Linked DNA regions of Homo sapiens: region 2 is linked to region 1. The links are chromatin loops, found by intact Hi-C in ENCODE. Cell type or tissue: PC-3. All regions are shown on one strand.

The links. Hi-C counts contacts between places; a loop is a spot of excess contacts. Peaks named below come from ENCODE experiments on the same cell type or tissue, not always from the same donor. Only the 100,000 strongest peaks of a DNase experiment are listed, where the experiment ranks them.
Region 2: it touches region 1 in a loop (11-fold over the local background); 2 of 110 quality-filtered maps call a loop at or near these places.

The regions. Positions count from the first base shown.
Region 1 is chr18:73,544,319-73,552,318 of GRCh38, reverse strand. The region is part of intron 4 of LOC105372190 (a long non-coding RNA gene); the gene reads left to right. Among named protein-coding and RNA genes, the nearest start is that of LINC02582, 220 kb to the right of the region's middle. In PC-3, no CTCF peak of the experiment used is centred here; a DNase peak (open chromatin) is centred at 6,618; H3K27ac peaks cover 494 bases.
Region 2 is chr18:73,667,365-73,675,364 of GRCh38, reverse strand. All of the region lies in intron 1 of LOC105372190 (a long non-coding RNA gene), which reads left to right. Among named protein-coding and RNA genes, the nearest start is that of LINC02582, 350 kb to the right of the region's middle. In PC-3, no CTCF peak of the experiment used is centred here; a DNase peak (open chromatin) is centred at 4,634; H3K27ac peaks cover 2,279 bases.

The DNA.
Region 1 (8,000 bases):
CGTGGGTAGTTTCTCCCATGCTGTTCTTGTGATAGTGAATGAATGCTCACAAGATTTTATGGCTTTATAAATGGTAGTTTTTCCTGCTCTCATGCATGCTTTCTCACCTGCCACCACATAAGACGTGCCTTCTTTCCCTTCTGCCATGGTTGTAAGTTTCCTGAGGCCTTCCCAGAGACTCACATGCAGAACTGTGAGTCAATTAAATCTCTTTCCTTTGTAATTTTCCAGTCTTGGGTAGTATTCTTTATAGCAGCGTGAGAATGGACTAATACAAGGGTATATAGCTTTTGCTCTCAAAATTTTAGGTAGACGATAGTCTTATCCATGAAAGCATTAAAGAAAAGGCATAAAATAGTGAGCAAAGTATTATATATAATGTAATCTAATATAATAATAACTTCTAAAATAATTTCTCTAATGGTATCAGGAATGAATAGTTTAATATCAAAACATTGGTGGGTAAGTTGGAGGTGATTATAACCTCATTCCACATAATAGGTCATGTATGTTCTTTAGTAGGGGTGAACCACACCTCAAACAATCAGTAACAATGTTACCAGAGATCTTAATGATTCTTCTCCTAAAATATTACATATCGTAGCGTCATCTTCCTAGACACATGCCACAGCAGAGATTTTCACTATTTTTTATTTTGGAAAACTACTGAGAACTGTACAATTTTATTGCTTTCCTTGGTCACACATCATCTGTTACCTCTCTATGCTTCTCCCAGGTGAGAATCCACTCTAAGAAATGATTTTGCAAATTAAAAGAGCTCTTTTTAAATACACCCATAACACATTATATGTTTAAATAATGGCTACTGATAACTATCCCCCTGTGGCATTTCTGATGCTGTTTTTCACTCGAAACTCTGACAGCATCTGGGCCATGCACTAATCCTATGTAGAAGTAGGTAAGGGCCTGCCAGAGAGGTTAAAACCTGAGTCATGTTGACAGATGGCTTGGAAAGCATTTTCAATTACAGAAAACAAGGAGCTAATGAATAGAGAAGGTATAAACAGAAGATTACAGTAACCGAGTATCTTGTGCAGAAACTATCGTCTGTAACAATGGTGTGAACACACCTATGAAATATGAATAAAATAGATTATACTTTAAGCAAAAGTCTTTTTTTGTAGCACACACATTTTTAGTCTCGGTATTTGTAAGTCGGCATTTCTTCTAGGAAAATCTAAATCATTTGAAGTATTTTCTTTTTGTGGGAGTTTCTATTTTGAATTAAATCAGTGCAGGCCAGTACTGTCTTCCTACTCAAGAAAAGAGTAGAAGATTCAGCATTAGAACACCAGGGTTTGAATCCTGGCTTTAGGTTGCATTGTGTTCTTCGGCAGTTGCTAACACCGACACACCTCAGTTTTTAAACCCATATAATAGACATAATAACCTACATGAGAATAAATTTAAGATAATATATGTGGAGGCACTGGATAAATCTTAAATGTGAATTTTTACAGGCATGTTCTTAAATTGCTCTTCCTGTTACTCTTCTTTATTCTTTGTTTATGCATTTCTGTTGATTTTGTTTGTTTTTATTTCATTTCATTTTAAGTATTTAAGGTGTCCTTTTTTTTTTTTTTTTTTTTTTGAGATGGAGTCTCACTCTGTCGGCTAGGCTGGAGTGCAGTGGCACAATATCAGTTCACTGCAACATCCACCTCCCAGGTTCAAGTGATTCTCCTGCCTCAGCCTCCTGAGTAGCTGAGATTACAGGTGCACGCCACAGTGCCAGGCTAATTTTTGTATTTTCAGTAGAGACGGAGTTTTGCGAAGTTGGCCAGGCTGGTCTTGAGCTCCTGACCTCAAGTGATCCACCCACCTCGGCCTCCCAAGCTGTTGGGATTACAGGCAGGAGCCACTGCACCTGGCCCTACATGACGTTTTGATATACAATATGCAGAGTGAAATGATCACTACAGTCAAGGTAATTAACATATGTATTGTCTCACATCATTATCTTTTTCTGTGTATATAGTAAAACCACCTAAAATCTATTCTTTTAGCACATTTCCAATACACAATACAATAATATTAAGTGTAGCCCTCATGCTGTATCTTAGAGCTCTCAACTTTATCTTGAATAAGTGCAGCCTGTACCCTTTGACCAACATCTCTCATTCCTCCTATCACCATCTCTGAAGGTCTTTCTGTTCCTTTGCATTTAACTTTTATTTAGGATTGCACATTTAAGAGACATCATGCCTATTTTTCTTTTTATGTCCGGTGTATCTCACTTAGCATAATGTCTCCAAGTTCGTTTATGTTGTTGCAAATGACAGGATTTCCTTCTTTATTAGTGCTGAATAATATTCCATCATTTGTGTGTGTGTGTGTATATATACAACTGATTTATCCATACATCAGTCAATGGTCACTTAGGTTGTGTATATATCATAGCTATTGTCAATAATGCTGCAATGGACATGCGGGTGCAGAAAATGGGGATAATAATGGTATCAGTGACATGTGGGTGCTGTGGGAGTTAAAATTTTTAAAAAGTTAAGCTCTTAGCCTGGGCCTAACATACAGCATGTGCTAAGAAAGTTCTAGTTACTGCTAGTGCTGATGTTTTCCTGCTTTTTTATAGTACAAGAGTTACATTTTTCGTATTTACACAACTGTTTCCCATTTGTGTGTTTTGCCATTTGGGGACAGACCCTATGTGGCATTCAAAGTATATGTGAACCTCACTGGGATTGAACAAATCTCATTGTTAAAGTTATAGTTTATGGACTATGGTGTCCTAACTGAGACTAACCTTCCCTGGGAGGAATCAGAATGATTGGGACAGAATGCAGAGGACATAGTAATTGGCAGTTCCCAGATTTGCTGACTGCATCCAAGCCACGTGGCACAGCTCCAGGCACCATGCAGCTCAAGATGTTCAGTGTTTTAGCCACGCAGGAGAAGCGGATGGCAGAATGATAGAGCCCGGTGCTTAATTGTTTTAACATCCTCATTCAAATGCAAGCTGAGTTTCAAAGATAGACATTCTCTTGTATCAACAAACGGCAGATTTTACTGACAAAAATAAATGCTGAAACTACAACCTCAGAGAACCATTACATTGCAAATACTTCATTGAAGTTTGATTCTGTTTTCTCTCAGCTGTGGGGGCATTTATGAAAATGTGAGAGCCACAAAATGATGTTCTGGCATAATATTATCTGTAATCTTCTCCAGGAAGAAGATGCCTGTGAGTACAGTTGGATTTTACTTTAAGGTACTCACAGCGGCCAAATTAATCAGAGTGTATTTTGAGGCAAGTTTTAGCAAGTATGTTCTTATTTAGTGCTGAAATACAGAAAGAATATAATCACAGAGATAATTTGACTATAAATCACTCCTTGTATAAAACCTATCTGACCTAAAATTTCTAAGTTTTCCAGGTAAATTTTTTTAAATTTTAATAACAAATTTAACCACCATATCAATGCTACAGTATAAAATGAACTTAGAATTTTAAGATAGTACTAGACATTTGCCTGTGTTCTGAGCAGGAACATACGCGTGTGTGTGCATGGGCGCGTGTGTGTATGTGCAGACATTCAGACATGTACATTTGCATAACTTTTACATTTTTATATTATACCAGAAAGATTTATCTTGTTACAAAGAGATTTGCTTAACAAACATGGGAAAAAGGAAGGAAAAGAAAAAAAAAAAACAATTGCTTGGGAATAAATTGAGAAAATTATTCAAGAATCAGAGCAATTACTCAGGTCTTAACATTACATGGCCTTAAATAAAGTTTTATTTTGAGTAAGCCAACCTATGTTTATGCCACAGAGAGGGGCATATTCAGAAATTTACATATATCCAGTGATGCATAAATCCATCAAATGCAAGTAGCAAAATTCTGTCTCAAAAAACAGTACTTCTGTTTTTGCTCTTTGTCTTAGAAATGTCTTGTTTCTTGTTAAAGATGAATGAAATGCCTTAATATTTGTTTTAAATGTTAAATAATAATGTAAAATAATTTAACCTGGGTCATCATGCCAGATTGAAATAACAGACTGAGATCTGTTGACAGTGTTAACAACTACTAGTACCCTGAAATCTAACTGATCAAGGAGACATCTTTTGGCCATACATAATTATAATTGACATCCATACTGATGACCACAAGGTTTTATGAAGTATTGAGGCACTTTTGTAATTACTGACCAAAAAAAGTCTATGTTTTTAAAGATAAAATTTATTTTTTCCCATTGTCTTTAAAGATTGTGTTTCTGCAAGATGGGAATGAGACTTGGAAGTTATATTCTTAATAAAGTAACCAGGTAATTATGACCATCAACCAGCTTTAAAAAAACCACAGTCCAAATACAGTAAAAACTAGCTTTTGAGTCACACTATTTCTGTTTTAGCATTGCAGGTTTATAGGGTACTGTATTAGTCCATTCTCATGCTGCTCTGAAGAAATACCTGAGACGGGGTAATTTATAAAGAAAAGAGGTTTAATTGACTCACAGTTTGGCTGGCTGGGGAGGCCTCAAGAAACTTGCAATCATGGCTGAAGGTGAAGGGAAAGCAAGGCACCTTCCTCACAGGGCAGCAGGAAGGAGAGGTGTTGAGCAAATGGGGAAAAGCCCCTTATAAAACCAACACATCTCATGAGAACTCACTCACTATCATGAGAACATCATGGGGGTAACCGCCCCCATGATTCAATTACCTCCTACCAGGTCCTTCCCACGACACGTGGGGATTATGGGAACTAGAATTCAAGTTGAGATTTGGGTGGGAACACAACCAAACCATGTCAGGTACCTTCTGGGAACAAGAATTCTCCTGCCACTTAGTGTAACTTGGTGTTATTCAAACTCTTTCTCAATTTCTCCAGGTTTCAATTAGCAAAAACAATAGCAAGTATAGTGGATTCTCATTATTTCATGAAATCTTTATTTGTGAATTGGCCTTGCTAAGATTTATTTGTAGCCCCCTAACCAACACTCTCAGTCCTTTCATGGTGCACAAAGCAGTAAAAGTTGGAGTCACCTGATGCCAACATTCCCACCTGAGGACAGATAAGGCTATGCCCTGCCTTTTTGTTTCAGCTCTCACAGTAGGAACACATGCTCATTTTGCAGTCTATGTACTGCCGTGATTTTCACATTTGTGTGCTTTTTTTTTTTTTCTTCAGAGTCACTCTGTTGCCCAGGCTGGAGTGCAGTGGCACAGTCTCAGCTCACTGCAACCTCTGCCTTCCGGGTTCAAGCGATTCTCCTGCCTCAGCCTCCTGAGTAGCTGGGACTACAGGTGGAAGCCACCATGCCTGGCTAATTTTTTTTTATTTGTATTTTTTATAGTAGAGATGAGGTTTTGCCATCTTGGCCAGGCTGATCTCGAACTCCTGACCTCAAATGATCCGCCCGCCTCGGCATCCCAAAGTGCTGGGTTTACAGGCATGAGCCACGGTGCCTGGCCCTATTTGTGTGCTTTTTGTTGATGATTCTGCATTTACTATGGCCCCCAAGCATAGTGCCAAACTGCTGGGTAGTGTTCTTAGATACAAGAAGTCAGGGATCAGCTTCAGTTGGGCATGAGTTACAGATCATCAATGAGTTCATAATGTTAATGCATCCATAATATACATCAAAGGAGGTGTCTTTCAAGAAAATCACACACACAAAAAGGTTATGTATAGATTGTTTGATGAAAATGACTGGAGGCTCACAGGAATCTAACCCTGCATTTCCCTTAGGAGCAACGGTTCTGTATTTGTTAATTCGGTGTTTACAGCAGCTTTATAGAACATAACTACCATGAAACATGAAAATCCATTGTATATAATGAATAAATTTACCTTACATTTTAAATTCATCTAAATATAAGTTAATAGTTTGTTTGTGATTCTTAAAGCCTCTTTGGGATTGTATAAAATAGAGCCCAATGAGAAATCTATATAAAAAACATAATCTGCATTTGAATAAATCTGTTTTTCTTAATAGCTATTGTACACATACTATGTAAAATCCATCTTATTTATATAAGAACAATATTTTATTATTGTAATTAGAGTAACAATAATTATTATTGAGTAGTAACTATATTGGCTGAAAATTCCTAGGTGTCCAGAACTATGTATAGCAGAACACATGCATTTTTTCATTTAATCTTCACATTGTACAGGTGAGCACAGGAAGGAACAGAAGTTTTGAGACTTCCCCAGGCACACTGCTGGTAAAAAGTGGACCTATTAATACATATTTTTGTGTTAAGAATACGTTATTTATTAAGTATATATTAACTATTTAGAAATATGTACATATGTGAAGTAGATTAAACATGTATTGGAATAATTGATTTTTTAATGCATGTTGCCTTAGTAGACTGTAACTCATAAAAGAGGATCTCTTGTTTTTCTTATCTTGGCTTTAGTGTGTCTTGTGAACACAAGCCCTCAATACAGAATGGACACATAAATGGGTGTGTGTTGCATGTAAAGTGGGCTTTGAGCCCATAATGTCAGTGTTACATCTTAGAATCACAAGGTAAAGAAATCCTGGGAGTGTTATGTAATGAGGAGCACATTAGTCCCCTCCCTGGCAATAGTTAACATTGTCAATATTGGAAAGTCACTGAGTCAACCTGAGTCACATATTTTAAAGTATACAATGGGGAAACTGTTATCTGTCCTTTGCCTTATTGTAAATTACTTCCACATCCAGGACACTTAACAAATATTAAATAACACATTAGCTGTAAAAACAATGTCAAACACACAGGAGCTGCTGGCTGTGAATCATCATCGTCATCATCATTATCATCATCATCATCATGGTCATCATTTACTAGATTTTGTCATTTTGTCATTGCTTCTTTTAACATTTAGAATTTGTCAACTGTTTTCTTGAACTAAGTTCAAGTATGATTCTTAATGTTCCTGCTTTTTAAACTGGTCTTGCCTGAATTTGTATGAGTTGAACCATTTCTAAGACGTATCATTAAAATTAAAAAGAAGACTTTCAGCAATTTGTATTTTATATGTTTTTACTGAGTCAATTTTGGCTTAATTTCTCATGTCATGTTTGATTACTTATCACTCAAAGCACATCTGAATTTGGCACTAAATATCTCTTTGATCAACCATCTCAGAACATTGGGATTTTCTTAATGGAGTACCTCCCTACATCAGAATAAAATACACTAGCAAATAAAAGCAATGATATTTTATTGTTCTATACATAGCAATCAATTAAATCCTTTTTTAAAAAAATTAAAAATTTCCTTGCAAACTCATCTTGAGTTTATTAGATAACATTCAAAATCCTGGCATTATCCCCCTACAAGCAGAGTTTAGCTTTTCAAATGGCTGGTAGGAAAATTTAACAGCTATATTTTAGACTCAGGCAATTGATTTCCTTTTTATGATGTGATACATTTTAATGCCTGATAAGCTCAATGAGAAAAGAGTCTTCTGTGAAGCATTTACTCAATAAATATTGATGTGGGTTGATTTACAACATTGCGCCCTGTCAGCAATTTATGTTTTTAAGGTAACAAACTTAAAATGGAAACTGCTAAAGAATTTTACTTCTAAGAGTATGTTGAATACTTAGTTGTCTTCTTTTAACTTTCATCTCTGCCTTGTTTGGTGACTAACACCAAATATATTCTGTTCCTCGGGTTGCTTTTTCTATGTGACAAGATGGAAACTCACCAGATATATGGCTTGAAAAGATTTCCCATCCCAGACAAAGTTTCTTGTCTTTCATTGTATTATTGGTCAAATACAAATTCTACAATGACCTTTCATACAATGAAAGAAACATGAAAGTGAGTCCTATGTAGTTAACCACTCAATGCTCTGTTGCCTGTTGAAAAAAGCAATTTTATGTCATAAGTACAGAGTCTAAGCCTGAGACAGTAGCTCTCTATTTCTCTTGAGCCAGTGTGGCTTTAAGTTAGATAAGCTTGAAATGACTGAGAAAATGGGGAAAATCAATGCAGGTTAATACACATTCATTAAG
Region 2 (8,000 bases), 120 kb before region 1:
GAGGGGTAGAAATGGGATATATATGCAAGGAAGAAGATTATTATGTAGATGACGTAGAAAGACTCAGAAAACTGTGGGGTTGCTAATTCTAAAAGAGACTCAAGAAAGGATGAAGGGTTAAGTCTCATCAGTCATGGACAGGTGAGGAGAATAAGAACTAAGGAGTATCCAATGGAATGGGCATTCATCTGCCAGAGGTAACAAGAAACACAGTTTCACTCGAGATATGGGTTCTAATGGCTGAGAAATAAGCTCTCGGTGAGGGCAGATAAATGTAGGCTATGTCTTCCAATTTAAACTTTTAACTTTATATTAAAATAATTAAATGATTTTTATGGCTCAATCACTCTTTTATACAAACGTCTCTCAAACAAACTTATATATTAATCTACTGTCAAGAAATACACTGAATTATTCATCAAAAGAAGCATGAAAGAAACTCCCAGAAATAAATGACTGAAATGAGGGAGTTTTCTTTTTAAATAAACAAATTTCAGTCATTTTATTTCAGTTTTTTATTTCTGGGAGGGATAATAAGGGTGAGGTATTCATTGTAGCTACTTTTAAAGGATTATTAGTATCTTCAACCCACACGTTGTCTTTCTTCTGCAAACCTTCAGGAGAGTAAAAGTTTTCTTGTCCTCTGAACCATAAAGATTAATTGTTGTGACGTGGCTAGAGTTTCACTCAAGCCAGAATGGCTCTGTTACTACTGATGAAATCTTGCCCAAGAATCTGGAAGTCAAACCCTTTTAAGTATGTTTAAAACTCTTGATTAGGCTGATGTGATGATGCCTGGTTACCTCTCTGCCAATTGGGCTCAGGACTGCGGGGGGAGTTGGGAAGTAGAGTCCCAGGGAGGGCTTGCTAGCCTCCCACCAACCCAGCACCTCCTGGCAGTTTAGAGTAGCCTACAGTTGTATGAAAAGGTGACTGAGGGCATGAGCAGAGCAGCAGTCACTGCCAATTATTACTCCTAACCCTCACCCAACAGGCACAGGATGACTGAAGAGGACAGCGCTACTTCAGAAACACAGCTGGGGAATTTTATTCTAAAAGTTGCAATAGTGCTTTGGTGCCATGTGACAGCTTCCTTGAACCTTCTCAGTGGGTCAGACTGACTGCATCACTGGTTCCCGAGTGAAAGAAAATATCTGTGCGCTTTTGGAAGAGCTGTCATACTGTCACAATGAAGGGCAAAAAGAAGGAAAAAAATCAAAGGTGGTTAAAATCTTTAGAAAAACATCAATTAAACAGGCACATTGGTCAAAAATTTATAAACTCCCAGTGCCCAGATTGTAGTCTTTAAATATTTCCCACATAAAGGGGCCAGGAGATCTTTAAAAAATTATAAATTCCAGGACTTGGGAGAAAATGTACAGAATGAGCCTGGAACGGGTTGTTGTTCCAGGAATCAGAGCTATCAATGGCTATCAGGGTCAGTACCGCCAAGGTCATGTCAATGGACCGTCGGTAAGGATTATGATTGTAGTTGGTTAAAGCACATCACTTTTTTTCTATGTAAATTGTAACTTAGTGCAATTAAATGGTTCATGAGTAGGGATTTCTCTGTATGGGATGATTCTACATAACAATGAAGAAGAAATTGGAATATCACTTATTTGCAGTCCACTAATGAAATTAATAAATCCACGCAAAGATTGTCAATACCACCTAACTTCATGAAAAGGAAAACAACTAAACATTTTGTGTACCCAGTGGATGTACACTATGCTATCTATGAAGTATCATTGCCAAAGAATCCAACCTGAATCTGACCAAGTGTTTGTTCCAATCTACCAATTTACTGGAAATACAGAAAGAAGGGAAATGTTTTAGGTAACACCACAGTGATGCAATGAGTAGAGTCCAGGCTGATGGAAATTCTACAGAACAATCTGGTTTCTTCAACACATAAGTTGTGAGCAATTGCAAAACAAAACGAAGTAAAACAGAAAAAAAGAGGTGTTACTATGGTTTGAAAAAAGACATCAGATAATTATCTTTATTTGGCTGTTGACCCAAGCGAACAATATAAAATTAATTTTTCCACTTGGAAAAATTTATATACTGCCTGGATATTTAGCAGGATTATGGAATGAGTTAATATTAATTTTGGAAGGATAATAATATTTTGCTTGTTTATTTGAGTCCTTATTTTTTGAAGATACAACAGTAATATTCAAGGACAAAATGATACGATGTTTGAAATTGAGTTTAAAGTATCTGAGGAAGGGGCAGAGTAGGTGGGGGTATAATTTGTTAGGTGGCAGAATTCTATATAGAGCCTCCCATTCCTGCCCAGCCAGAGATCTTAAAGGGCATGGATAGAGAAAGCAAGTGATTGGAAGAGTCCAGGTTAATGTCAAGTGGAGGAGGACGGTGCTTACTTATACTTTCATCTGGCTATATAAATGTCCGTTTATATCTATTAAACACAAGCTCTTCCACCATGCGGTAAATTGGATTTTGGTCCCCAGCACCAGTATGGTGTTAGGAACTGCTATTTCCTTTTGTTTCTGGATTTTCTTACAACTTGAGAACTGGCCTTTATTTTCATTCATGTTGTTTTGTCAGTAACGCAAAAATGATTTAACTTTGAACTTATTTCAATTTGTCAGATTTTTTTTTTCTTTTAGCCAACTTTATCAAATTCCAAAATTCCTTCTTCAGCCCCAGGTCATGAACTTTTGCTAACTTCTGCTTCCCTTAGTAATTAAAATTTTTCTTATAGGGAACATTGGGTTTATATTTACACCACCTGGCAAATTGACACCTGTATAATTCATAGGCACTAAAAAGGACAGACGCCCTCAAAACTGCCTGGCTTGTCTAGCTGTCTCTGGTTGGTTTGCTCTCTCACTCTCTGAAATAGTCATTTCAACTGTTAAAAACTTTCTAACCTCTAACCTTCCCTCCTCCACCTTGAATCTCAGTAGATCACTGCTCTTGTTACTTAACATGAAAAAAGAACTTATTAGATAGAAGTTCTGTCAAATTTCCTGCATGTATAAATAAATCTAAATATTTGGCACCCATCTTCTCCCCATCTATTGTGCTGCTTCTATTGGTAAACAATGGAAAACAATACCTCCTCTAGGAATAACTCTATTCATGCTTTCTTAATAAACTTACTCTACTGATTATTTTTACTTTCTATTTTCAGCTTTTCTCTCCCTATTTAGTCTTCCCATCCCTATAGAAATGTGATTTAGTTTCTCCTATGTTAAAAATGAAATGAAACAAGAATAATTCTATTGGGAGATTATAAGGATCACACTATCTAGTTTCATCTAATCAGAGTCCAACCTTTTTAAAGAAATACTCTTATGTAACAGTTCGTGGTCTCACTTCCATCTCCTCTGGCTCTGCACCTCTACTCAACTGAATCTGCTGCTTCCATGGGCCCAAATAACACCTGGTTCCACAAAGTCAGTGGGTGACTTTCTGACTTGGCTTTTTCATCATCTTCAGCACAGCTGAACGCTCTCCTCCTTTTGACACTGTATTCCCTCTGCCTCCCCTTCTCCTCCACCTCTCTCTCTCTCTCTCTCTCTCTCTCTCAGCTGGGCATTCCTTATTCTCCATTGACATCAGGTTTGACTCTGATTAGATAAAGCTAGATAGTGTGATCTTTATAATGTCCAGGGAGAGTTATTAATGTCTCGCTTTTATTTATTTATTTATTTATTTATTTATTTATTTATTTATTTATTTGAAACGGAGTCTTGCTCTGTGGCCCAGGCTGGAGTGCAGTGGCTCGATCTCAGCTCACTGCAAGCTCTGCCTCCCAGATTCACGCCATTCTCCTGCCTCAGCCTCCCGAGCAGCTGGGACTACAGGCGCCCGCCACCACGCCCAGCTATTTTTTTTTGTATTTTTAGTAGAGACGGGGTTTCACCGTGTTAGCCAGGATGGTCTGGATCTCCTGACCTCGTGATCCGCCCGCCTCAGCCTCCCAAAGTGCCGGGATTACAGGCGTGAGCCACCGCGCCCGGCCCTCACTTTTATTTTTTTATTTTTATTTTTTATTTTACTTTAAGTTCTCAGAAACATATGCAAAACATGCAGGTTTGTTACACAGGTAAACATGTGCCATGGTAGTTTGCTGTACCTATCAACCCGTCATTTAGGTTTTAAACCTCGCATGCATTAGGTATTTGTCCTAATGCTCTCCCTCCCTTTGCCTTTCACCGCCCAACAGGCCCTGGTGTGTGATTTTTCCCTCCCTGTGTCCATGTGTTCTCGTTGTTCAGCTCCCACTTATGAGCGAGAACATGCAGTGTTTGGTTTTCTGTTCCTGTGTTAGTTTGCTGAGAATGATGGGTTCCAGCTTCATCCATGTCCTTGCAAAGGGCATGAATTCCTTCTTTTTTATGGCTGCACAGTATTCCATGGTGTTATGTGCCACATTTTCTTTATCCAGTCTATCATTGATGGGCATTTGGGTTGGTTCCAAGTCTTTGCTATTGTAAATAGTGCTGCAATAAACATACGTGTGCATGTGTCTTATGGTAGAATGTCCTTCTCAGTCAGTTCTTTGAACATTGGTGTTCCAGTTTCGGTTCCAAGCCACCTTTTCTTATATGACTCTTTTCCTAAGCAAACTCATACACACCTGTAACCACAATGACTAATACCCAGAGTGTTGCGACTTTGTGTCTCCTGCTGAGATTTTGATTCTGAGCTCTGGGTCGGTATTTCCAATGCATGTCTAATGACGCCCTTAGAAGCATCTCCCTCTCAGCATCTGGAAACTGAACCCATGCTTTTTCCCTCACACAGGGAAGGCCCTCCAGAGATCTCCCCACATACTTCTCTAGCTCCTTTCTTCATCACCTCATCACATTGTCTTATTAGTTAAAAAGAGTCTCCCCAGATTCATTCATATATAGTAATTATTACTGTAATTGGGAAATATCTATACAAATGGAAATTGATTTTTTTTCTGTTAAAACAGGAACATATTGATATCTTTATGCTTTACTGGGATGATAGAGATTCCATTTTATTTCAATTAAATGTGATTTATGTCATTCAGGAAATGATGCATTGCACCTAGCTAACATTAATCATAAAGGACTATGTTCTTATCTTTGGAATTCACAAATGAGACACATCTTATTTTCTGAATTGATTTCTTCCATTAGTCACCTAATATAGCCAGGAGCTACATTAATTTCACCTCTACCTCTGAGGAGAATGACAAAAAAAAAAAAAAAAGTGCCAGCCTGGGGCTTTTGTACATGACACCTTAGAAAATTCCTGAAGGTCAAAATCCATTTCTTTGCTTCCAAATAATTGAGGGTGGATAAAAGCAAACTCCTGCCAGTTAACCAGTGAGAAAATCAAGATGTTCAAAAAACGTGCACACTAATAGACTTCCAAAGTGGTTGAGGATGGAAGAAAAGACAGTAAGAAGAAAAACAAAATTGAAATTTACTACACGCTACTTCTAATTGAATGTGGATTGATTAAGTTGTAATGAAAATAAAACTGCATTGGGGGCATCATCATATCTGAATTTGAGTCCCAGCTTTGTCATTAAAACCACAGCTCTGCTAAATCATCTGGCAATGCCGTGCCTCAGTTTCTCCAACTGTGAAGTGATGATCAAATGCCTCACTGACAATTCACATATGTGAAAGTATTCTGAATGTGTCATAAAACTGCAGGCTCATATTCTTTATAAAGGTCCACAAATTTCCAGGCCATCAAATAATCTGATTGAGCTTTACTCTAGCTTTTGTTTTTAAAACTTCTAGATCTGAGAAACCCTCTCTCCGGGTACCCTGATGGAATCCACAGAGTGATCCAAACCCCCCTGAATTCCTGGTGTACTGGCAGTGTTAGCCAAGGCAAACAAACAAACGCGCAAAGCCAGCCCGGGCCTTCTGTAATTGCCTTGTGGGATTGTGTAACAGGATTTTCTTCCAAGGCATCCATTTATTTTCCTTTGGCATTCTACCTTCACATTTTTGTTCCTATAGTTTCACTTAATACAAAGATCTGCTACGCGATACTTAGAAAAAAGGTGTTTATTTTTTCCTTGTTGAATATTTTCTATAAAAATTATACAGGACAAAATTCATGTTAATTAAATAAACTTTAAAGACATAACAATGGGGTTTTAGCCCCTCTGTGTGTTTCACTGAGACAGTTTCATGTTATTGGTTCTACTCTTTTTGTCACAATTCCTCAACCTTTCCCTTTCTCCATCCCCTCCTATCCTCCTTCCCTGAGGTGGAGGTGGTCCAGGCAGGCCCTGCCATCCCCTCTCTGGTGAGAAGGGCCGGGCTCTCTCGGAGGCTCTGGTAGCTGATGATGCGATGATTTCCTCAGCAGCCTCTGTTCTCCAGGTGCCGCCTTGAGTTACCTTATCTCAACCTGCCATTTTTTGTATGTGGCAGCTTTCAATTGGTGAAGAATCCTGAAAAACAGTTCCTAGAATATGAAACTTCCCTAGAAGATAGACAGTAATATTACAAGACCAGAACAGTCCAACCTTTCAGCAATTCTCTTTGATGGATCTATCTTCATCAATCAATTTATAAATCCATTTAATAAGGAGAATAATTATACATTTTGCTCACCGGCTCATACATTTTTCTGCTTCATAAACAAATACTTCAAGCTGCTAAACATGAGTAGTTTGTGTCTGTGTTTTTGCTGCCGAAATTAAATATTTATATTTTAGCATTATTTGGTCACCTAATAAAATTATAGCCTGTTTATTATCTAATTATTTGGTGGAAAATAGATCTTTAGTGTTCCACAGACATTTCAAATATATGCTACATAATTAAAAAACAACCATCCAAACATATGCTGCATGATCTTTCAGAAGACAGTCATCCAAATGCATGCTACACGATCCTTTTAAACACAAATGCCTAATACATACATACAATTGTTCAAGCTTACTTTTAAGAAATAAGAATTAAATGTAACAGATACATTTTGTCCACAAAATGGTGCAGATTAATAAGAATACAATAATAATGTCAAGAACGATGTGGGGAAATGGGAATCTTTTGTACTGCTAGTAGGCATCTAAGTTTGCACAAACTTTGTGAAAGCAATTTGTCAATATTTATCAAACACCTATACCCCTTGACTCAGCAATTCTGCTTTTAGGAAACTATCCCAAGGAAATAATTGAAGATGTTTATACAACAAAGCAGCTACAAGGAGAGCACTGCAATCTTTTTATGTTAGGCAAAAATGAAAATGATCAAACAGATGACTGGTTAAAGAAGCATGGCACAGTTGTACAATATGCCCATGAAAATGTGGGGATAGAAATACATTTTCTGACTTGGCAGGATATTCACGATACACTATTAAATACAAAGATAAGACATAAAACAGCCCAGGCAGCATTTTTGTATTTTTATATACAGAAGTGGTTTTCTCTGGGAGGGTGGATGACGGGTGACTTTTTTCTTACCTTGTTTTTATTTACATACCTGTAAATAAATTGTTTTTAAACAATAAAAACATGATTGTTTTGTAGTTAATTGGTAGTAAAATATATGTCTTTACTACACTGAAATAACATTTTTCTATGTTCCATAATGGAAAAACTCATCCATCTCTCTCTCTTCCTGATTTCTTTTCAAAGGGCAGTTCAGCGGCAGAGCTGGCTAGTGGCAGAAGTTCATGTCCTTGCAATTTGTCCATTATTTTATCAGGAATTTTATATTTTATTCTATCATTATTTTACAGGAATACAGTTCATTGATTACCTCATTTTCTTAATGTATGCAGAAATTGAGAAAGAAAAAGGAAGAGATGAGAATAGACCATGTATAATATTCAAAACAGGGAAAATCAGAGATTTGTCTAATATCCAAAGTTTTTCTTTATATGCACTGAGGAAAATGCTAAAATACCAAATACTTTCCTAAGTTGAATTTGTCTTAACAGTATACATACATAATAATCACCCATTCAATGAGCAGAAAAATCTTATGAAGATAAACGTCTAAGCAAGGTCA